Linked DNA regions of Homo sapiens: region 2 is linked to region 1. A link is an interaction called in ENCODE POLR2A ChIA-PET data of the cell type or tissue named here. Cell type or tissue: PC-3. All regions are shown on one strand. Links, peaks and the distances in the headings refer to the core of each region. The heading gives the core; the rest is flanking DNA. Region 1 overlaps TTC7A (tetratricopeptide repeat domain 7A). Region 2 overlaps STPG4 (sperm-tail PG-rich repeat containing 4).

What was found. Peaks named below come from ENCODE experiments on the same cell type or tissue, not always from the same donor. Only the 100,000 strongest peaks of a DNase experiment are listed, where the experiment ranks them.
Region 2: POLR2A ChIA-PET joins it to region 1 with 8 read pairs; 5 of 35 experiments call an interaction of 5 or more read pairs at or near these places.

The regions. Positions count from the first base shown.
Region 1 is chr2:47,039,380-47,047,379 of GRCh38, reverse strand. It overlaps TTC7A (tetratricopeptide repeat domain 7A), which reads right to left. Exons shown (of 20, transcript NM_020458.4): 16 at 949-1,065. Among named protein-coding and RNA genes, the nearest start is that of TTC7A, 100 kb to the right of the region's middle. RefSeq lists enhancers at 574-1,074, 1,075-1,575. In PC-3, for the core only: a CTCF peak has its summit at 4,138; DNase peaks (open chromatin) are centred at 3,609 and 4,059; H3K4me3 peaks cover 1,197 bases; H3K27ac peaks cover 3,313 bases.
Region 2 is chr2:47,132,196-47,148,507 of GRCh38, reverse strand. All of the region lies in intron 3 of STPG4 (sperm-tail PG-rich repeat containing 4), which reads left to right. Among named protein-coding and RNA genes, the nearest start is that of STPG4, 15 kb to the left of the region's middle. In PC-3, for the core only: no CTCF peak of the experiment used is centred there; a DNase peak (open chromatin) is centred at 4,617.

The DNA.
Region 1 (8,000 bases), core at 1-8,000:
GAGGGCTGACTTTGCCCAAGGTGTTTTACTCTGTCTGATTACCCTCCTCTGTAAATTTCACTGTTACAGATGTTCCTCTGGGGAGTCTGGAAGCCTTCTGGGCTCCTAAAGTCTCTGTGAAAACACAAATATACACCAGACTGGGGTCCCCTGAGGCCTCAGGGAGATGACACAGCCAGCTATCCCAAAGAAGGACAAGAGGATCAGGAAGAGGCAGGGCTCCTGACCTGAAGGAGGCCCACTTTCCCTTTGGGCCACATAGGCTAAGCCTAGGCATCCCATTGGGTTTGAGCAAAGACTTCCTGCAGATTCAGCCTGGACAAGAGTGCCCTGCTCTGGCCCATGAAAGACCCAGGTCCCAGGCCAGGGTCTCCAGCAGGAGACAGGAGGCATGAAGACCGTGGGTGACTAGGGAAGAAGGGGTGGCCCTTCAGGAGTACACCTCCTCCTCCTCTTCTAGCCTCCAAATGGAATGAGGAAAGAAGTGACAGGCTCCATGGGCTGGAACTCAGGAGACCCAAGTTCAAGTCCCAGCACTACCACTTACCAGGCGAGTGATTCTGGTAAGCTATATATAAAGTCTCTGTGTCTGAGTTTCCTCACTGGGCTGGGAATAAAATCTGATAATGCATAAGCTATAAGCAGCTGAGGTGTAAGATAAAGGAACAAGCCCAGCACCCAGCTCCAGTGCTCAAGAATGATTTCTCTTCCTTCTTACCACTCTGAACCTCAATGTCCTACGTAGGGTCTCTATGTACTTCATAGAGGACTGTCAGGAGGTTCAAACTGGACTATGGATGTGAAAGCTCTGTGGGCAGGAAGTTCCACGCTCTCATTCAAAAGCCTCACTCTCCTCCCCATCTTGGCAGGCATGGTGGCCACCCAGCTGTGGATTGTTGCCCTGGCAACCACCCTCTGGCAACCCAAGAGACAATGACGGCCACTCACCCCAGCTGGGAGAAGCTGTACAGGGTCTGCCACAGCCTCAGCACTTGTCTGCAGGTCACGAGGGCTTCCTCTGGGCCTTTCAGCACCTGCTCCAGCTTCACCTTGGTGAACATCAGGCTGTGGGGACGGAGAGTGGCCATCAGCACACCCCAGCAAGGGCCCACTTTCACCTGGGGATCCTGCCCCACCAGGGCGGCTCCACATGCTCACCTCCCTAACTCGCAGAAAGCAGAGTGCCATGAGGGCAGCAGCCTCTGCCATGCCCCTGGACCGCTTGCTTTCTCTGTGTGCCTCAGTTTCTCCCCATCTTTGCTGCCAAAGCATGAAGCACTCCATGAAGCATTGTCAGTGCCCACACTGCTGATGCCCCGTGTCCCCTGACCATGTGCCATCCTGCCCATCTCTGAAGCACTGTTCTGTGAGTCCTGGTCTTGCTCGGTTTGCTCTTCCTACCCACATCCTCCACTAAGCAACGCCCTGTGCCTAATGATCGTGGGACCAGGCTTACACTCACATTCCCCACAGGGCCCAGCATGGGACCTTGGATAAGAGACCCATCCAGACAGTGACTTAGAATCCGTGAGTGAAGGTAGAGCAAGGAACTGGCAAGGAGGTCCCCTAAGGACAGAGCTCCACTTCCCACCTTGCCAGCCACAACAGTATAGGTGCCCAAGCAACGCCTCCTAAGTGGAACTGCAAAGTTTGCTTCCTGACCCTGGAGATACACAAAGAAGGCGGTGTTATGCTTTATCAAAGGATTCTTCCTTGGATTTCCCAAAATAGCCAGCTCCCCTTATATAATCCATAGGATTAAAGTGACGTGAAATCCTTTTCAATCACCATTTAGGGACAGTTACCGTGCAATGAGAGCAAGCAACTTCAGAATTTCTTTCGACCTGAAAACCTAAAGTCCTCTGAGGTAAGACCAGTGTGGGGAGTGGCCCTTAGAATGGTTGAGAAGAAGAGCTGGTCCCACCTGGAGGCAGGACCTCAGCGGGGATGGCTGGCTCCCTCCCTCTACCCTGGACACAGCAGGCACAGCCAGAATGCTTCTCACAGGCCAGTCATGACACTTGCTCATCAAGAGCTGGGGTGGAGCCCTGGAGGCCCTGCTGTGACTGGTGTTGGCCCTTCAGATGCTGGGGAGGTCTGGGGGTTCTGGAGGGGTCCAGGCAGTGGCTATACAGCAACCAGTATGGAAGTCCAGTCATATTTTCACCCAACCAGCTGCCTGGGCAGCCTGCGAAGAGTTTGAACCACCGAGGGCCAGACGGCAGCACCTCCCGGTTCTCACCAGTGGTGAGTAGTGAGGCCCTTTCTTCTCAGTATCACTGATGAGCAAGACCACGGTACTGTCAGGGCCTGCACTTGATCACTGCCCGGAGGTTCTACCAGCCCACCTGAGGGTAGCACACAGGCCTGCTCCATCGGAGGGTCCCTACCCAGACTGCGAAGGCTGCAGGTGCCACCCGGTGAGGCCAGGCCTGCCCCTGGCAGTTGCCCCTCTGATCTTCTCTCTCAGCTGGGCCTCTGCCCTAAGACCTGGGCTCCCAGCTTCATGAAGCCCTCTGATGTCCTTACTCTCTGCCCATCTTTCCATACTTTGTCTCTTAGATTGCAACTTGGTAGAGAATGAAGAGGGTGGAATTTGCCCCAGGATTTTCAGAAGAGGGGATTTCTGGACAAGTATTTTTCTTCCTCACTGCATCCCCAAAATGCCTTTCCTGACCCTGCACACGGGTTGCCCCCCAGATACCAACTCTCCTCTTCATTTTCATCCATCCCAAGCCTGGCTTTAAATCCCACCTCTCTCAATTCTTAGGATGCCCTGCACCCATCTTGGAACATAGAACTAACGACCACCTGGCTTGCCTATCAGGTCCCAAGGGCAGAAACCGGGATCCCCCTAGCATGGACTGCACGGACCTGAGTGCACAGCTGGCAGGACACAGCCCTGAGTAGGAATGACCCCAGTGGGCAACTGCTGGGGACAACTGGTCTTGCCACTGTACTCTCCTTCCGCAGGTTTGCAAAGGATCCAACACTCCATAAGTATCAGGGGCCTGTGCTTTCGGGAATATGAAGAAGAAAACACAATGGCTGCCTTCGAGACAACAATTAGAGCGCTATAAATGACACACTGCCCAGAGAATCAAGGGCTGAATTTTTGGATCAGACTCAGTACAGGGGAAGAAACAGGAAAGGGGTCTTGCTGGAGCTGGTGTTTGGTGAAAAGCAGGGTGGAGTGGGACTTGGCTGGGAGTCAGGGAGAGAGAAGAGGCTCCGGTGTGGAGGGTGGGGCAGCTGGTTGAAGCAGCAGGTGTCAGTGAGGTGGGAAAGCCCCTCCCTCAGTCAGCCAAGTCCCCTGGGCTGGGCTGGTTCCTGGGGACAGCTCCCTGGGGACAGCTCCCTGGGCAGGCCAGCCCTGCTGCATTCCCCGGGCCCTCTGCAGGCATCACACTTCTCTCTGCCAGAGCCCCCTTCTCATTTTCTTCATCTTTGAGGGCCGGAATGGGTCTAGGGCAGACCCGACCACACCATGTGCCTGGCAAAGAAGTGGATGAAAACTGAGCTGGCATCACAGTAAGTTCTACCAAAGGCAGGCTGTACCTTTGCAGCTGCTGACATTCCATTAGCATGAGTGGCCCAGAGCGGATTTTCTCAACCCGACCACATCCTTTCTGGGCTGGGGCAAGTGCTCCACCAGTCACTCTGGTCTGATCTTTCACTCCAGGATCCTGGGAGGATCCAGATTTGCTCCTGAGATTTCCTTGGGCTGGCAGGTGAGCGCTGCCAGAGGGATTTTCTTCCACAAAGAACCCTGACCTGTGGTCCTCACCTTCTGTGCCTCTGTATGGCCTTCACAGCTTTCCCACTCTGGCTCTACCCTCCCTTCCTGCCATCCTCCCCATGACCTTGGGCGCTGGTACACTGATCACATGGGTATTAGCAGCTCCCTGAGCCTCGGAACAGGCTCCGGGACTCATCCGTGCTGTGCTTCTGCTGTAGCCTCTGCTGAGATCACCCTTTCCCCTCTGACATTCAGCCAGCTCCTAACCAGATGTCGCCCTCTGGCTTTCTGTATCCCCATGGGGGCTGTGCACAACCCCCTCTAAGACAGCCTTCCTGATGTCAGGATGTGGTTATCTGTGCCTCTGCTGGCTTGCCTCTAGTTCACTGCAGAACTTTCTCCCACTTCCAACAGGGATCAGCAAACAACTCCACTCCCTCAGAAGGAGCAACTCAGCTGCTCTTCTGACTAAGGAGCACAGGCCCCCTCTCCATCCTGTCCACTGCAACGGGTAGCTGCTTCTCCTCACCCACCTATCAATGCTTAGCCCATTTCTTCAGGAAGCCTGGCGGAGCCCTGGCATGCCGTCAGGACTGGTGGGTGACATTCTGGGGCCCTCACAGCCAGGGGGAATCGAAGCTGTGGCCACAGCCTCACCAGAACGCTGTGACTCCTGGGGGAAGCTGGGGGGAGGCTGCTGGCAGTCGGGGCTGGGGATAGAGTAGGCAAGCCTAGGCTCCCCTTCCCCTTGCTTACCTGTCTTATAAACCAACTGAGCCTAAAACACCACTTGAATAAAGGATTCTGAGACTAAAAAAACTATTTCAATCCCACGGCTCCAGCCCTCCTCCAAGATGTCCCTATGTGACCACGCTGTCCTTCTCTGAATGTCTGGCACTGTGTTCCATTAGCACTTAATTACTTTATACATATATATACACACACACACACACACACACACACACTTGGGGCTCAGGACACACCACCCTAAAATATGACTGTTTGAGACCAGAATATGCCACCCCAAAATATACTTTGGCATATTTTATATTTTGAGTTGGTTATTCCGAGAAACTGCAGACACAGAGTAGCTCTGAAAAGCTGCCCTTTTATAAAAGAAATTTCCTTTTTTTTTTTAAAGAGACAAGGTCTGGCTCTGCTGCCCAGGCAGAGTGCAGTGACGTGATCATAGCTCATTGCAGCCTCGATCTCCTGGGCTCAAGCAATCTTCCTGCCTCAGCCTCCTGAGTAGTTAGGACTAACAGGCATGGGCCACCACACCCAGCTAGTTTTTTAATTTTTTGTTAGACGGGGTCTCACTATGTTGCCTAGGCTGGTCTCAAACTCCTGGGCTCAAATGATCCTCCTGCCTCAACCTCCCAAAGCATTGGGATTACAGGCATTAGCCACACTGCCTGGCCTAGAAACTTCCACCTCTCAGGGAAATCTACATTAGTAAAAGTATCTATAAAGAAGAGGGCTGTTCCTGACAACTTCTATCACCCGAGAGATTTTTATCTGCATAACAAAAGGACCTTTATTCATCATCTCCTCTCTGTCACCCTCCTATAACTTGTCTCTACCACCCGCAGGAACCCCAATCCCCTTTTCCTTTCTGTAGCTCCAGATGCTATTAAGCTTCAATCATCCCGTCTTTCTTCGAATCTCATACTTGGTGGGACTTCTGTGCATACGTATATAATTAAATACGTTTTTTTTCCCGTTAATCTGTCATTTCAATTTAATCTGTAGCCCAGCCAAAGCCCTCCTCCCTAGAAGGGTGGAGGGAAGCCATTTTCCCTTCCCCTACTATGTATATAATCTTTTTTTGCCACCTAGGCTTAAGAGTTTAATAGTAAACTCATATCAAGCTTTTTTTTTTTTTTTGAGACGGAGTTTTGCTCTTGTTGCCTAGGCTGGAGTGGAATGGCGCAATCTTGGCTCACCGCAACCTCTGCCTCCTGGGTTCAAGCAATTCTCCTGCCTCAGCCTCCTGAGCAGCTGAGATTACAGGCATACGCCACCAGGCCCGGCTAATTTTTTGTATTTTAGTAGAGATGGAGTTTCTGCATGTAGGTCAGGCTGTTCTTGAACTCCTGACCTCAGGTGATCCACCCACCTTGGCCTCCCAAAGTGCTGGGATTACAGGCTTGAGCCACCGCGACTGGCGTATCAAGCATTTTTAATGTCAGACATTCTAGAATCAGTGTGCAGCCAGCCCGGCCTATGGATGGTGAAACCACCGTTTATCTTGTCCTGTGCCTCATCGTGCGTCCCCACCTGGTCTGCAAGTGCCTGCAGGCAGGGCCCCGCTGCCCTCCCCCAGCGTCTGGCACAGTGCTGAGCACACAGTATCTGCCTAGTCCTGGAGCCTGTTACTTGATTCCCCATAGCTGCAGTGTGGGCCGGACTCCCACAGCTGACAAGCAGAGCGCTGGCCAATTCCATTCCAAACTGTCCAGAAGCAAAGTTTTCCTCCCTGTGAAAGCAGGACCTGGGGAGGAACAGTGGGCTCCAGATGTGGAATCTTCTGGCTCCTCCTGACTGGGGTGGGGGTGGAGGGCCTCCATCCCAGGGGACAGTCACTGGGCAAGGCCAAAAAGTATCACTGAGGAGAGTCTCTGTGATCGAAACGCCTGAATACCGAAATCCAGCAGCTTTCAACATTTATGCCCTCCGACAAGAGCCATTCCAGAAGAGCAATGGTCACAGTACTGTCCTCGAGCCTCACACTGTGTCGTTACTCAAAGTGAATACACACTGGCCCAGGAATTAGAAACCCAAGCCAAAGTCCAAGCTCTGTGGTCACCCAGCTGGGCATGTCACAGGTCCCACACCTGTACAACAGGAGTAAAGTCACCTGTCCCACGAACTTCCACCAGGCTGAACTGTGATGACCTCTAAGTAGCAGCTGCATTCAGCTCTCCAGCACACAGGGAAGGGACTCCTGCTTTGAAGCCGCAGGCCGGCCCGATCCCAAGAAGCAAGTTTCTAGGCCAGGTGCCTCTGAAGGCTCCCAGAAAGCCCTGAGCTTCTTGGTCTGTTGAACTAGGCCCTTCACTCCTAGGACCTAAGACAGGCTTATGACAGGAAGACGATGGAAGGAGATGCATAAAGCTATAGGAACTGGGCTCTGGGCAAAGCATGCTCGCTGTGACCCCTCTTGCAAGCATTTTCCTGTTTAAGCTGTGGAAGCCCATGTGAAGTAAACACTGAGGTCTTTTAAGGCCGAACGCCCTTGCCACGCCATCGGCATCGAAGGATGATATGAAAGTGAGTGTTCTGTCTGGGAAAGGGGAAGGAGCGTGGGTCAGTGTAAACACCCCATGCGCTTGGTCACACTCCTGGGGCTAGGGAAGGACGGCCGGGTCCTGAGATGTGCTCCATCCTTGGTACTCTCTGCAGCCCCATCCAGGCCACGTGGCACACAGGCCCTGGTCTGGGCGGGGAGCCCAGTGCAGACAGAAGCCCCCTCTTTATGTGCTTATGCCCTCGTCAGGATGCTGCCAGAGCCTTCAGTAGACCACACCGGCCACCCCTCACCCAGGCTCGGTGTTCCCTCACCCACCATCCTAACCACTGGGACCTGCCGACTCCCATGCCATCTGCAAGCATGATGCAGCACCCAGGGGCACAGAAAGGCACTCAGGTGACCTAACAGAGTCAGCCCCTGCTGAACCAGGGGACATCTCAGCCCACAGGGTCTGTATGTCTAGGGCAGCACTGATTCTGTGGAGGAAGTTAGAGACCAGTGAGGTTGGTGTCTCTGTTCCCCGTTAGAAAATGGCTATGCCACAGGCCACCAGCTTTGCCAATCTCCCCAAGCGCTCCAGCTCAGGCTGATGATGGAGGCTCCCAGGAGAATGTTGGCATCTGCCTCCTCTTCCTCCTTTTCTTCCTAGCCATGCCTCACCTGCACTCCTAGGGCAGGATCACACTGCTAATTATTTGTCAAAAGGATTAAGACTTGGACTTGTTCCCATGTGAGGCAAAGAGAAACAATTTCTTCCCACTGCTATAAAGAGCTCTTAGGGTGAGACTCCTCAGAAATGAGTAAGTATGGCTTTTCCAAAAACTTAAAAAAAAATAGTTATCTTGTAGATAGGGGATATTTTTGTGGTGTCTCTGGCTAAGCCAAGCACAGTCCTGGGGTCAGAGGTCATCTCCATCCCCTTACCTGGGGGCACCAATCCTCACCCTCCCTGTGTCCCCTCCCTGGCTGCTCACCCCAGCACACCACTCTTGCTGGTGGGGGAAGTTG
Region 2 (16,312 bases), core at 3,537-11,536, 98 kb before region 1:
TTTAGTATCTTTATTCTGAGGCATGTAACTCAACTCGAGAATCTGTATTGGAGAGACTTTCTATTTTTTTTTCAACTTTTATTTTAGATTCAGGGTCTACATGTGCAGGTTTGTTACCCGTGTATATTCCATGATGCTGAGGTTTGGGGTACGATTGATCCCATCACCCAAGTGCTGAGTGGCTAACTATTAGTACCCAATAGTTAGTTTTTCAACCCTTTCACCCGTACTGAACAGTCTTATTAGGCATATATATATAGGGGCTATGTGCAGTGGCTCACACCTGTAATCCCAGCACTTTGGGAGGCCGAGGCAGGTGGATCACTTGAGGCCAGGAGTTCGAGACAGCATGGTGAAACCCCATCTCTACTATAAGAAAAATACAAAAATTAGCTGGGCATTGTGGCACAGGCCTGTAATCCCAGCTACTTGGTAGGCTGAGGCACGAGAATTGCTTGAACCCGGGAGGTAGAGGGTACAGTGAGTTGAGATTGTGCCACTGCCCTCCAGCCTGGGCGACAGAGCAAGACCCGGTCTCAAAAAAAAAAAAAGGAATATGTATATACATATTTGAATGTGTGTGTGTGTGCATGCATATACTTATCTATATTTGGCCCTTTTCAAAGGAGATTTGAGGTAGCTCTGTAATTTTTCTAATAACCTTTTTCTTAACAGATAAATAGTATATTCACATTGTAGAATATATGTACACAAACGGGACCACCTTCTCCATATGTACAATTTTATGACCTGCTATTTCCCCTAGTGTTGTAGTCCTCCACTGACCCCTGGGTTACTCCCCTTATTCCTTGATATTAGCCCCCTTCCCTCACTGTCACTCTTTTCACTACTCATATCATAATTTCAACACACACATAGATGATCTTTCAACAACCTGGCTTCTCAGTTTCTTGAACTTTCTGCTACCTCAGCCACTCACTCCTTAGATGTTTTTCAAGACCAAGAATTTCAACTCTCTACAATCTCTACATGAATCCCACTCTCTAATATCCCAACCCTAACAATTTTTCCATTCCCTGCAGGCTACAATCCTAATCTATTGATTGTCCCACCTTTTCGCTACCTCTCAACTCCCTTCTTCCTTGCAAAGCTCCAATCCCATAGTTAATCATTATAGTTATTCCCTGCATACACTGTCAATTCCCTTGCCCCTAACTGCTCATCTTTTACTTGTTTGGCAAAGCCACAACCCTGGGTACGTCTCTCTTTGTATTAATACCTGCATCCATGTAGCTGCATGACTGCTCTCATGCTAAATTCTTCACCTCTGATGGGCACTGAATGGACTTCTCTAGTCTGTTTACTTTGCCATTCTCCTGGGTGGTTTTATCTTGTATATCCTATTTATTTATTTATTTAAGACACTGTCACCGAGGCTACAGTACAGTGGCACAATCATAGCTCACTGCAGCCTCGATTCCCCAGGCTCAAGCAATCCTCCCCCTTAGCTTCCTGAATAGCTGGGACTATAAGCACGCACCAGCCACCATGCCTGGCTAATTTTTTAAATTTTTAGAAGAGGCGGTCTCATTATGTTGCCCAGGCTGGTCTCAAACTCCTCAGCTCCAGCGATCCTCCTGCCTCATCCCCCCAAAGTGCTGAGATTACAGGCATGAGTCACGCACCCAGCCACTCTCCCCTCTTTTCAAACCTCCTACACTTCCTCCCCTATCCTCATTTTTGGTTTTTCTTCTCAGCCATTTTTTGCCATCTCTGCTCTTCCCTCATCTCCATCTTGGAGTGCCCCAAGCACTCAGACCTCTGCTCCATCTCTGCTCATTCTCTGAATGGTGATCTCATCCAGTCTCACTCAAGGCTATGAACACCATGTATTTGTTGGTGATTACCAAATTTGTATCTGCCACCTAGATAGTTTTCTTGAATTCCAAACTTGTATATCCAATTCCTTTTTTTTTTTTTTTCAGTAGAGATGGGGTCCCACTATGTTGCCCAGGCTGGTCTCAAACTCCTGGGCTCAAGTGGTCCTCCTGCCTTGGCCTCCCAAAGTGCTGAGATTACAGGAGTGAGCCATTGCGGCCAATTCCCTTTTTGATTTATACATCTGTATGTCTAATCCTGGTTTTGTCAAGCTTGGCACTGCTGACGTTTTGGGCAGGATAAATCTTTGTTGTGGTTGGGTGGGGCGGGGGGCTGTTCTGTGCATTGTAGCACCTGGCCTCTACTCATTAAGTATCATTAGCAATCTACTTTTCCAGTTGTAACAACCAAAAATGTCTCCAGACGTTGCCGTGCTCCTGGTTCAGAACCACTAGGTTAAAGCGGTATGATAGTGAGTGTGATCTCTGAGTGGCTTTTCTCAAGGCCAGCAGGGATATTGTGAACTGGCTTCATTCTTGACTTTGTCTTACTACTCCCTGTCACTCTCTTCCTGACCCACTTGTCCTTTTGGCTGTATCTTGAACTTAGCACTCACACTCCTACCTCAAGGTATTTTCACTGTACCCTTTTTCTGGGATACTCTTATCCAAGATATCTGGATGGCCTACTCTCTATCCTTCTTCAAGTCTTTGTTCAAGTGTCATGTTCTCAATGAGCCCCATTTAAATTTACTATTCAACGCTTCAGATCTTCCCTACCTGGCTCTTATATTTTTTTCTTGGCATCTATAGCTATCAAGTGTACTATATAATTTACTTGCACTTTACATTGATTATTTGTTAATGTGCCTTCTCCCATGAATGGAACTTCATGAGGACATGAATATTTATCTGTTTTGCTCATTATTATATCTCTGTCTAGAACAGTGTCTGATGATTAATATTGGTTGAACCTGTGAATGAATTAATGATTACTCAAATACCTGAAATCTGACTGGGCCTTACTCATTTTGTTTTCTTATGTGTATGTGATTGTCTTTAACTGTGTATTGCTCGTTACTCTTGAAAATGTATTTTTGTGAATTCCCCAAGGCCTAAGGTTTGCTTTGGCTTCTGTTAATATATAGGGGAGCCACCAGTCTGGTACAACTCAAAATGCAGTGTTTATGTCTTCTTGGATCACCCTAGCATTGTGAATTTGGGCTGGAATTCATGAAAGGGACAGCCCATGGTTATAATCTCTCAGGGACGGGTTTCTTCTCCCTCTCAGTTCTTGCTTAGGCAACTCTCTGCAGTCCCCTTGGCAGTGGAGTGAGGTGGGAGAGTTTACTTTCAGGAAGTACCTTTCTAGGGTCTCAAATTCCAGTGGGTATCTTCCATTAGACTCCTTCCTCCCTTTATCATGAATAGGCCCAGACTTTGACCCCTGGATTCTTCCAGGGCTCTGAAGTTCCTTTAAACTCAGCTGTGTTCTGTTGAATTTAGTCTGGACCAGCAAACATTCTCTAGACAAAATTAAGCCACTTACCTCCTTGGCTTCTTGCTGTCTTTTAGTTTAGGATCATGTAATTTCCTACTATATTGTTGGCAATTCCATATCTTTTTAAAAACTCTTCTGTGGCTGGGCACGGTGGCTCACGCCTGTAATCCCAGCACTTTGGGAGGCCAAGGCGGGCGGATCACGAGGTCAAGAGATCAAGACCTTCCTGGCTAACACAGTGAAACCCCATCTCTACTGAAAATACAAAAAATTAGCCAGGCATGGTGGCACGCACCTGTAGTCCCAGCTACTTGGGAGGCTGAGGCAGGAGAATCGTTTGAACCTGGGAGGCGGAGGTTGCAGTGAGCCGAGGTTGCGCCACTGCACTCCAGCCTGGGCGACAGAGCAAGACTTCATCTCAAAAAACAAAAAACAAAAAAACTCTTTTGTTTGTTTTTTTTTAATATTTTATCTTTCATTTCTAGTGGTCAGCAGTGGGAAGGTTAATCGCCCGAATAAATAACCTAGCATGTCATTTGCAGAAACCAGAATTTCTTCTTTTTAGAAATATATTATTAATCTTTTTCATGTATTCTTTACACATCATTTATTTTTGTGTATTTATACATTTGTTCATTTATTTATTTTCTAGAGTCAGGGTCTTACTATGTTACCCAGGCTGGTTTTAAACTCCTGGACTCAAGCAGTCCTCCTCCTGCCTCAGCCTCCCCAAGTGCTGAGATGACAAGTGTGAGCCACCATGTCCAGTCTATACAACATTTTTAATAGCTGCATAGTTTTCTTGTATATGGACATATCCTAATATATTCAGCCATCCCCTGTGGTTAGTCATAGAGTGGAATTGTTAAGGAAAGGATATGTTGAAGTCTGTGTCTTTCGAGATGCATTGTCCAAAGTCCTAGAGAAAGGTTGTCCTATTCTGCAAGTCTACCTTGCAGAGTAGAAGTCCATTACCATTTGAAATGCATCATTTATATTTTCAACTAGAAACATGGATCTAGTGACTTAAATGGAGGATTTTAAAGTATAAGCTTGAAATCAACATGCTAGGGTAACTTCAGGACAACCTGAAGTCAGTTTAAACTGTGCCAGTCAGAACATGGTTCCAGAATCTATCTACAGTTAGTGGGACAGGGAGAAGATGGTGATGCTGTCTCAGCCTGTAGCCAGTGAATCATTACTGAACAAGGTCAGTCAATGCAAAAAAATGTAGAGTATTACCACTGTGAAGATGCAAGGGAGTTTCCAGAAAGTGCTGATCACTAACTGGCTTTATCACCTGTATCAAATGGTGAAAATGAGTCATGGTCTTTTACAATCCAATTGTAATAAATATTCCGGTTAAAAATGAGCAAAGGGTGGCCAGACACGGTGGCTCACACCTGTAATCCCAGCACTTTGGGAGGCCGAGGCAGGCGGATCATGAGGTCAGGAGATCGAGACCATCATGGCTAACACGGTGAAACCCTGACTCTACTAAAAATACAAAAAAAAATTAGCCGGGCGTGGTGGCGCACGCCTATAGTCCCAGCTATTCGGGAGGCTGAGGCAGGAGAATGGCGTGAACCCAGGAGGCGGAGCTTGCAGTGAGCCAAGATCACATCACTGCACTCCAGCCTGGGCGACAGAGCGAGAATCTGTCTCAAAAAAAAAAAAAAATGAGCAAAGGGCATGAGCTGGCAATTCACAAAGAGACACACCAATTACTAAAAAAGAAAGTGATGCTTGGCTTCAACTAATAAATAATTACAGAGGAATAATAGTGAGGCACAATTTTCGCCTATCAGGTGATCAACTATATAAGTACTGTACATTGATACCCAATATTGGCAAAGGAGATACACAAACAGATACTCTCACACGTTGTTTATATGAATACAAACTGGTGCAAATATTTTGGAGGGCAATTTGGCAACCTAGCAACATTCTAAATGCACATAGCCTTAAACTCAGCAATGCCAGTTAGAAAATGATACACCCATACAAATGACATACTGTGCAACCATTACAAATGTTGAGGTTGGCCGGGTGCGGTGGCTTACGCCTGTAATCCCAGCAGTTTGGGAGGCCGAGGCAGGCAGATCACCTAAGACCAGCCTGGCCAAAATAGTGAAATCCCATCTCTACTAAAAATACAAAAAAATTAGCCATGTGTGGTGGCAGGCGCCTGTAATCCCAGCTACTCGGGAGGCTAAGGCAGGAGATGAACCCAGGAGGTGGAGGTTGCTGTGAGCCAAGATCGCGCCACTGCACTCCAGCCTGCGCAACAAGAGCAAAACTCTGTCTCAAAAAAAAAAAAAAAAAAAAAAAAGATGAGATAAATCTATATGTGTTGATATGGAAGCATCTCTAAGTTGTTACTACATGAAAAAAAATGAAGGTACAAGTCAATATTTAGAGTATAATCCCATTTGTATACATGAAAACAAATGTACATATATGTGATGTTAAATGCATACTTTTTTCCCCTGAGAAATACTTTCATAATCACCAACAGTGGTTTCCATTTGGAAAGTAGAGGTTAGATAGGGAGCAAGGAGACTATTAATTTTTTTCTTTCTGTTGATATTGTTTTCAATGTGTAAATGATACTCTTTCAATCATGCCCATTTGTAAGTAACTCGAAATTTTTTCCAACTAACATTTTTGTTCTCTTGTTTTCTTTCTTAAAATGTTCCATTTTAAAAAAATTCTCTTATTTATTTCCTAGGTTGGGAACATTTCAATGAAAATCACAGTTAAGCAAATGAAATTTGAAATTTGAAATTTCAATTTAAAGGTTAGCTTTAGCATTGCCTTGGAAGATGGAGCTCATGGAAAATGAAACAAATTTGGCAATTCTATTCCCTCCCTGCCCCTGTATCTTTTTTTTTGGTCAAAAAGAGGTAGCCAGGCTAGAAAGGCGCCCCATTAAATTAGAGAATGAATCAAAGGATCCATTTGAATATGTTCAAAATACATCCTTGAACTAGTTGAGAGAGAGGTTGAAAAATCTGGCAGTTAACTCACTGATCTTTGCTAGCTGTGTTTATAGCTGTGATGAGGATATCTCTGAAAATAGATTAATTTGCAGAATGCTCCATGGTAAAATGACTACTGAAGGGATTTTCAACAGGATGGTTTTCCTTGAGCATGGTATCAACCAAAGTTTGTGCCCACAGAAGGGCTGACCAGCCACACTGCAGCAGTAATGGTGAACATCAGAGTGGGGCATCCTAGATCCTTCAGTAGCCACACAGCATCCCCAGAGAATCCTCCCGCCGAATGTACAGCCCTCCCCCAGGTGTTCAGTGTGTTCACTAAAGTGGTAAAATGATAAATTTTACTTAGAAAACAACAAACAACAGCAGTGATCTGAACACTCATTTTAGACCTGAAGTGTGTGTTGATTTTGAACAGTTGCACTACTATATAGCTATAAACCATAGGAAGGGTGCCAGTCACTCTGAGAACCCAAGAGTTAAATGTGGGGATAACAAAGAGCATAATGTAGCAAAGATGAAACAATTCATTCTTCACTTAAATGAAAAAAAGTAGCACTCAAAGTGGTTAGTCAAGCGGCTTATTTAGCAGATTTTTTTTTTTTTTTTGAGGCAGGACTTCTCAAAGAGCCCCTGCAAAGTAATGCAGTGATTGTCACTTAAAATATGTCAAGAGTGTGGCAAACAAAAGTGAAGTTTGAAAGCTGGATACAGAGAATTTATCTCAGGGATGACACTCACTTGTAGTTCTCAGTGAAAATTACAAGATATTGGTGAAATTAAGGATATCATTAGTATCATTGGATATGTTTTCTTTCTTTCTTCTTTTTTTTTTTTTTTTGAGAAAGTCCCATGTTGTTTATTTCTCAGACCTTAAAGAAATCTGAGCAGTGAGTCAGTAATGTTTCCATATGACACAAGAGGCTTTACTTCTGAGAGAGAAGAGACACTTAAAGAAATTTCTATCAAGACCTGGAAATGGCTGGGAGCGGTGGCTCATGCCTGTAATCCCAGCACTTTGGGAGGCCGAGGGGGGCAGATCACTTGAGGTTAGGAGTTCGAGACCAGCCTAGCCAATATGGTGAAACCCCATCTCTACTAAAAATACAGAAATTAGCTGGCCGTGGTGGTACACACCTGTAGTCACAGCTACTCGGGAGGCTAAGGCGGGACAGTCGCTTGAATCTGGAAGGTGGAGGGTGCAGTGAGCCGAGATCACACCACCGCCTCCCCGATAGAGTGAGACCCTGTCTTAAAAAGAAAAAAAAAAAAGTACCTGGAAATATGGTACCTGCCAGCCTTCTGGCTGCATTCACCTTATGATTATTCTAATAGGGATTCTAAAGGTGTAGAAATCCTATTAGAAATCTGTTGCCTTCTGACCCACCTATTTATGGGTCTGGGTTCTCAAAATGGTGTCACGCTGACTTCCAGTTTCCAGTTCTGCATGTAAATAGCTTGGAAGTTGAAGTTCCATCCTAACAACAAGTTAAAAGCTAAACAAACTGAAAAATCAACAATTATTTTAGACTTGTAAGAGAAGTGAGGTCACAGGGCAGACTATCCCCAAAATTGGAGAGATGGCCAGGAGGATACAGAGAATTACAATTTACCAGGGCAGAAAATACCAACTTCTGCAGGAACCATGGCTGGGGTAGGAACACCTGAACTACAACTGAAGAATTGCTGGAGGCTAAGTGTTGGCAAATCTGAGAGTTAAAAGCTCCAGGAGGACCTAATCATAGGGGGTGCCTCACGTGTTTTGAGGTTTACCTGCAGGAGCTCTCCCAGGTTCTTACAGAGAGAAATCCTGCCCCTGCTGCTGGCAGAGGAGAGGAAAAGGAACCATTTTGAAATATGTCAGGCACTCTCTTACTAACAAGGCCTGCCCTCAGGAGAAACTATTCAATCAGGACCTAACTGACCTGAGGGAAGGGCAATACCCAACTCCAGCCAGCTTTAGTCATCCTGTGCCACCTAAGGGTGAGGAGGTAGCTGAGAAAATCTTGTGAAATTCACAGTACAGATGGTCACAGATTTTCATGAGTCTATACCAGAGAGAGGTAGAGACTCATGAAAAAGACTGATACTGCAGCTGGGTGCTGTGGCTCACGCTTGTAATCCCAGCACTTCGGGAGGCTGAGGCGGGCGGATCACAGGGTCAGGAGTTTGAGACCAGCCTGGCCAACAGAATGAAACCCCATCTCTACTAAAAATACAAAAATTAGCCGGGTGTGATGGTGGGCGCCTGTAGTCCCAGCTACTTAGGCGGCTGAGGCAGGAGAATTGCTTGAACCCAGGAGGCGGAGGGTGCAGTGGGCTGAGATTTAGAAGTAAATGGGTGGAGAAAGATATACTATGCAAACTCTAATTGGTCTAACTACACCAATTAAAAGACAGATTGTCGGAGTTAATCAAAATTGTCAGAGCATAATCTTGTATGTTGTCTACAAGAAACCCACTTTTGATCTCTTGGTAAATATGGCATCATCTGCGTGGAGGATCTGATTCGTGAGATCTATACTGTTGGAAAATTCTTCAAAGAAGCAAATAACTTCCTGTGACCCTTCAAATTATCCTTTCCATGAGATGGAATGAAGAAAAAGACCACCCATTTTGTAGAAGGTGGAGATGCTGGCAACAGGGGGGACCAGATCAACAGGCTTATTAGAAGAATGAACTAAGGTGTCTACCATGATTATTTTTCTAATCTGGTCAGTTAATAAACAGTACCTGCTCTCAAATTGAAAAAAAAAAAATAAAGCAGGAGAAGCTATATTAGTTTCAAACAGAGCAGACATCAAAGCAATAAGTGTTATCAGGGATGAAGAGGGGCATTACTTAATAAAGGAGTCAACTCTACAAGAAGATATAATTATATTTGGCAATGTGTATGTGCCTAACAACAGATCGTCAAAATATGTGAGGCAATAACTAATAGAACTGCAAGGAGAAATAGATGACTTCAGTATAAATACCCCTCTATCAGAAATGGACAAATACAGCAGGCAGAAAATCAGTCAGTACATAGTTGAACTCAACAGCACCATTTAATCAACAGGATATAATTTATGTCTATAGACTGCCTCATCCAAAAACAGCAGAATACACATTTCCTCCAGCTCACATGGAACATTCACCAAGAGAGATCACATTCTGAGCCATAAAACATACCTTAACAGGGCTGGCAGCGGTGGCTCACACCTGTAATCCCAGCACATTGGGAGGCCAAGGCAGGTGGATCACTTGAGGTCAGGAGTTCAAGACCAGCCTGGCCAACATGGTGAAACCCCGTCTCTACTAAAAATACAAAATAATTGGCCAGGTGCAGTGGCTCATGCCTGTAATCCCAGCACTTTGGGAAGCCTAGGCAGGCAGATCACAAGGTCAAGAGATCGAGACTATCCTGGCCAACATGGTGAAACCCCGTCTCTACTAAAAATACAAAAATTAGCTGGGTGTGGTGGCACGTTCCTGTAATCCCAGCTACTTGGGAGGCTGAGACAGGAGAATCTCTTGAACCAGGGAGTCAGAGGTTGCAGTGAGCTGAGATCATGGCACTACACTCCAGCCTGGCAACAGAGCAAGACTCCATCTAAAAAAACAAATTAACCAGGCATGGTGGCGGGTGCCTGTAATTCCAGCTACTTGGGAGGCTGAGGCAGGAGACTCACTTGAACCCAGGAGGTGGAGGTTGCAGTGAGCCGAGATCACACCACTGCACTATAGCCTGGGTGACAGAGTAAGACTCCATCTCCAAAAAAAAAAAAAAACCTTAACAAATTTAAAGGAATAGAAATTATACAATGTCTGCTCTCAGACCACAATGGAATTAAACTGAATTAAACTACAAATCAATAACACAAAGATAACTAGAAAACCCCAAAATATGTGGAGATTAAACAACACACTTCTAAATAACACATGGATCTGTGTTGTTAGAAAAATGTCTGAAGAGAAATGTTAAAATACTTTGAACTAAGTGGAAGTGAAAACAAAATTTAACAAAATTTGTGGGATGTAGCAAAAGCAATGCTTAGAGGGAAATTTATAGTATTGAATGCATGTATTAGAAAAGAAGAAAAACCAAAAATTAATCATGTAAGTCTGCACCTTAGGAAACCAGAAAAAGAAGAGTAAATTAAATCCAAAGTAAGTGAAAGAAAAGAAATAATAAAAATTAGAGCAGAAGTCAATGAAATTGAAAACAGAAAATCAATAGAGAAAATCAAGGAACTCAGAGCTGATTCTTTGAAAAGATAATAAAATTGATAAGCATCTATCTAGGCTAACTAAGAAAAAAGAGAGAAAACACAAATGACTAATATTAGACACAAAAGAGGAGACATCACTACAGATCCTATTGACATTAAAAAGGACAGTAAAGGAATATTCTGAATAACCCTATTTCCACAAATTTGATTACCTAGATAAAATGAACCAATTACTTGAAAGACAGAATTTTCCACAACTGACATGAAAAGAAATAGAGTCTGAATAGGCCTATATCTATTAAATTGAATCAGTGATTATAACTTTTCAAAATAGACATTGCTAGGCCCAGATGCGTTCACAGGTGAATTCTATCAAATATTTAAGGAAGGAATTATGCCAATTCTTTACTAATCCCTTTCAGAAGATAGAGGGCAGGGGACACACCTCCTAACTCATTCTATTAGGCCAGTGTCATCATAATACCAAAACCAGACAAAGACATTACAAAAAACGAAAACTACAGACCAATATGTCTCATGAACATAGTTGTAAAAATCCTCAACAAAATGATAGCAAATTAAGTCTAACAATGTATTAAAAAATTATACATCGCAACCAAGTGAGATTTATCCCAGGTATGCAATGCTGGCTCAATATTTTAAAAATCAAATAATCTATCACATCAACAGCTAAAAAAGAAAAGTCACATAATCATGTCAATAGATGCAGAAAAAGCATTTGAGAAAATTCAACATCCATTTATGAAAATAATTCTCAGTAAACTAGAAATAGGAACTTCCTCAATTTGATAAAGAGTATCTACAAAAAACCTACAGCTAGCATCATACTTAATGGTGAGAAACTAGAAGCTTTCCCACTAAGATCAGGAAAAAGGCAAGGATGTCCTCTCTCACCATTCCTTTTCAACATTGTAGTGGAAGTTACAGCTAATGGAACAAGACAACAAAAGGAAATAAAAGGTATACTGATTGGGAAGGAAGAAAAAGAACTGCCTTGTTCACAGATAACATGATTGCCTATGTAGAAAATCCAAAAGAATCAACAAAAATTCCTGAAACTAGTAACAAATTATAGCAAGTTTGCAGGATAAAGGTTAATATACAAAAGTCGATTACTTTTCTATATACTGGTATATATACCAGCAATGAAAAAGTGGAATTTGAATTTTAAAACACATGCTTTCAAAAAGCATGCCTTTCTCTCTCTTCCATTGACCAAACATTTGGCTAGAAATTGTAAGATTAGATGAAATGAATTTACTTCTCTTCCTTCTCAAACTACGTGTGTCAAAACTCATGATGATAGAAGGATTATTTGCATTATAAAATAAAATATTACTGGTAAGGTCAAGAACACACACATATATAATGACTTCACATTAGGACGCCGAAAGATGACATACTTAGGTATAAATCTAACAAAATATGTACACGATCTAAATGAGGAAAACAACAAACTGATGAAAGAAATCAAAGAAGAACTTGGCTGGGCGTGGTGGCTCATGCCTGTAATCCCAGCACTTTGGGAGGCCAAAGCGGGTGCATCACCTGAGGTCAGGAGTTTGAGACCAGCCTGGCCAACATAGTGAAACCCCGTCTCTACTGAAAAATACAAAAAATTAGCTGGGCATGGTGGCAGGCGCCCATAACCCCAGCTACTCGGGAAGCTGAGGCAGGACAATCGCTTGAACCTGGGAGGCAGAGGTTGCAGTGAGCTGAGATTGCGCCATTTCCCTCCAGCCTGGGCAACAAGAGTGAAACTCTGTCTCAAAAAAAAAAGAAAGAAATCAAAGAAGAACTCAATAAATGAAGAGATTTCCCGTGGATAGGAAGATCAATATTGTCAAGATGTCAGTTCTTCCCAATTTGATCTTTAAATTCCATGCAATCCCAATAATAATTAGAGAATGTTATTTTGTGGCTATCAACAAACAGTCTAAAGTATATATGGAAAGGCAAAAACCTAGAATAGCCAACACAATGATGAAGGAGAATAGCAAAGTTAGAGGACTGACACTACCTGACTTCAAGGCCTACTTAAAAGCTACAGTAATCTAGAGAGTATTATATTGGCAAAGAATAGACAAATAGATCAATGGAACAGAATAGAGAATACAGAAATAGACACACAAAAATATAGTCAACTGAATTTTGACAAAGGAGCAGAGTCAATACAACAAAGAAAAGATAGTTTTTTCAACAAATGGTGCTGGAACAACTGGATATCCACATTCAAAAAAGAAGAGGCTGGGCGTGGTGGTTCATGCCTGTAATCCTAGCACTTTGGGAGGCCGAGGCAGATGGATCACTTGAGGTCATGAGTTCAAGACCAGCCTGGCCAATATAGTGAAACCCCATCTCTACTGAAAATATAAAAATTAGCCAGACGTGGTGGCGGGTGCCTGTAATCCTAGCTACTTGGGAGGCTGAAGCAGGAGAATCGTTTGAACCTGGGAGGTGCAGGTTGCAGTGAGCTGAAATTACCCCACTGCACTCCAGCCTGGGTGACAGAGTGAGACTCTTCCTCCAAAATAAAAATAAAAAAGAGGAAAAGAATCTAGACACAGACCTTAAACCCTTCACAAAATGAACTCAAAGTTGATTACAAAACTTAAATGTAAAAAGCAAGACTATACAACTTCTAGAAGGTAACATAAGAAAATCTAGACGACTTTGAGTTTAGATCCTACACCAAAAGCATGATCCATGAAAGAAATAATTAATAAATTGGATTTCTTTGGAACTAAAATTTTCTGCTCAGCAAAAGACACTGAAGAGAATGAAAAGACAAGTGACTAACTGAGAATATATTTGCAAAAGATATATCTGAGAAAGAACTGTTGACCAAAATATACAAAGAACTCTGAAAACCCAGCAATAAGAAAACAACTCAATTAAACAATTGGCCAAACTCCTTAATATACACCTCTCCAAAGAAGACATACAGATGTCAAAAAAGCATATGAAAAAACGTTTCACATCATATGTCATCAGGGAAATGCAAATTAAGACAATGAGATACTACACAAATATGAAATGGCCCCAATCCAGAACACTGACAACATCAAAGCTGGCAAGGATGTGGAGCAACAGGAACTCTCATTCATTGCTAGTGAGAATGCAAAATGGTATAGCCACTTTGGAAGACAGTTTGGCCGTTTTTTAAAAAACTAAACATACTCTTACATAAGATCCAGCAGTTGTGCTCCATAGTATTTACCCACAGGACTTGAAAGCTTACACCCACCCAAAAGCCTGCACATGGATGTTTATAGCAGCTTTATTCATAATTGCCCACATTTGGAAGCAACAAAGATGTTGCTAAGTAGATGAATGGATAAATAAACTGTGGTACATCCAGACAATGGAATATTATTCAGCACTAAAAAGAAATGAGCTATGAAGCCATAACAAGACATGGAGGAAACATAAATGCATATCACGAAGTGAAAGAAGCCAATCTGAAAAGGCTGCATATGGTATGATTCCACCTCTATGACATTCTGGAAAAGGCAAAACTATGGAGACTATAAAAAGATCAGTGGTTGTCAGGGGTTGAGGGGAGGGAGGGATAATTAGGGAGAACACAGGATTTTTAGGGCAGTGAAACCACTCTGTGATACTATAATAGTGGATACATGTCATTGCACATTCATCAAAACCCTTGAAAGTACAACACCAAGAGTGAGGTCTAATGTAACATATGGACTTTGAGTGATAATGATGTGCCAGTGTAGGTTCGTCTGTACCTTTTTAGTGTGGCATGATGATAATGGAGGTTACGCATGTGTGGGAGCAAAGAGTATATGGAAATCTCTTTCCTTGCAATTTTGCTATGACCCTAAAACTGTTCTAAATAAAGTCAAGTATATGTATATGTATATGTATATGTATGTGTATATGTAGTCACACCAAGAGCTTAGTAAGTAGGGTTGGCTTTTTTCACATTATTTCAGTTTTCTGACATTGATGGTGTTTGGTGCAACATAACTGAATTATATATCCATACTAATACCATCCTGCCACATTCAAGCTCTCATAAGATTTGAGTGCCTGGCCGGGCGCTGTGTCTCATGTCTATAATCCCAGCACTTTGGGAGGCCAAAGCGGGTGGATCACCTGAGGTCGGGCATTTGAGACCAGCGTGACCAACATGGAGAAGCCCTGTCTCTACTAAAAATACAAAATTAGCCAGACGTGGTGGTGCATGCCTGTAATCCCAGCTACTCAGGAGGCTGAGGCAGGAGAATCACTTGAACCCGGGAGGCAGAGGTTGTGGTGAGCCGAGATTGCGCCATTGCACTCCAGCCTGGGCGACAAGAGCCAAACTCAGTCTCAAAAAAAAAAAAAAAAAAAAAAAAGATTTGAGTGCCTAATCAGCATGGATTGAAACATTAATTAGTGAGAATCAGATATTTTTACTGGCATCTTGCCTAGATTCTCTAAGCCTTAAAAACGAAGAACTGGCCAGGCATGTTGGCTCACACCTATAATCTGAGCACTTAGGGAAGCTGTGGTGGGAGGATCGCTTGAGCCCAAGAGTTTGAGACCAGCCCTGGCAACATAGTGAGATCTCAACTCTACAATAATTTTAAAAAATAGCTAGGTGTGGTTGCACATGCCTATAGTCCCAGGTAGTCAGAAGGCTGAGGCAGGAGGATCGCTTGAGCCTGGGAGGTTGAAGCGCAGTGAGCTATGGTTGCGCCACTGCATTCCAGCCTGGGTGACAGAGCAAGGCCCTGTCTCAAAAAAAAAAAAGAACTGAGAAGCATATGTTGGAGTTAGAAATATATATATGCACATATATATACCATTAGACCCAAGGAAAATGGAACCAAGTTTAGCAATGAACAGGAAAACAGTCTCCTACATAAAGCAGCTGACTATTCAACACTTTATGAAAAAAAAGCCCCCTTTCAATTACGTTAAGTAGCAAAGAATGGTAAATGCCAAGTATAGTAGGACAAATATAGATGTTACAGGTAACCAATATTCCTTTCCAGAGTAATGCTAATAGTTTTTCCATGAGCACTTCATTATGGAAATCTTACATGGATTGCTCAGTATAGATAAATAAATGACTGCTTTAAGAGGTTTTTTCCCCTTTTCAGTTTTCTTTTTTTGTCTCCTGTTTATATCTGTGTATGTGCGAGAGAGAGAGAGAAAGAAGCATAAAGCAAATATGCACATTTTAAAAACAGAAAGCAAACATCCACGTAATTGTCATCAGAATCAGGAAATAGGACATTGCTGGCCCCCAGGAATGCCCAGTTCAAATTGTGTTTCTGTGCTTCTATAAGACACAAGAATGACACAAGAATACCTTTGTTTCCTTGGTGTTTATGATGTCAAGTGAGCACTCAAGCAGCACAGGTGCATCAGGAAAATGCATATATTTCACCATTAAATTTGTATTGACTGTTATCATCACTCTATCCACAAAAAGCTGCTTCTGCAATCAAAGTTGTGTACTAATATGGGAAAGACAGCTGCAGGGTGAAATATAGTAGTGAACTTCCATGTGCCAGCGAGTGCTGGGAGGTAGATGCCTTTTTAACAAAAGCGGTATTGTTTCTTAAAATCTGACATAAAAATAATAGGGAGTGGAGGGGATTATTCACTTCAGGTCCTAGGATTTTATAATATAACTCTTCCCCTCCTCCCTGCCAGCTCTGGATGTCTGGATGATCTTCTCCTCCTGGCTTCTCATTCTCCTTCCTTCTTTCCCTACCTTCC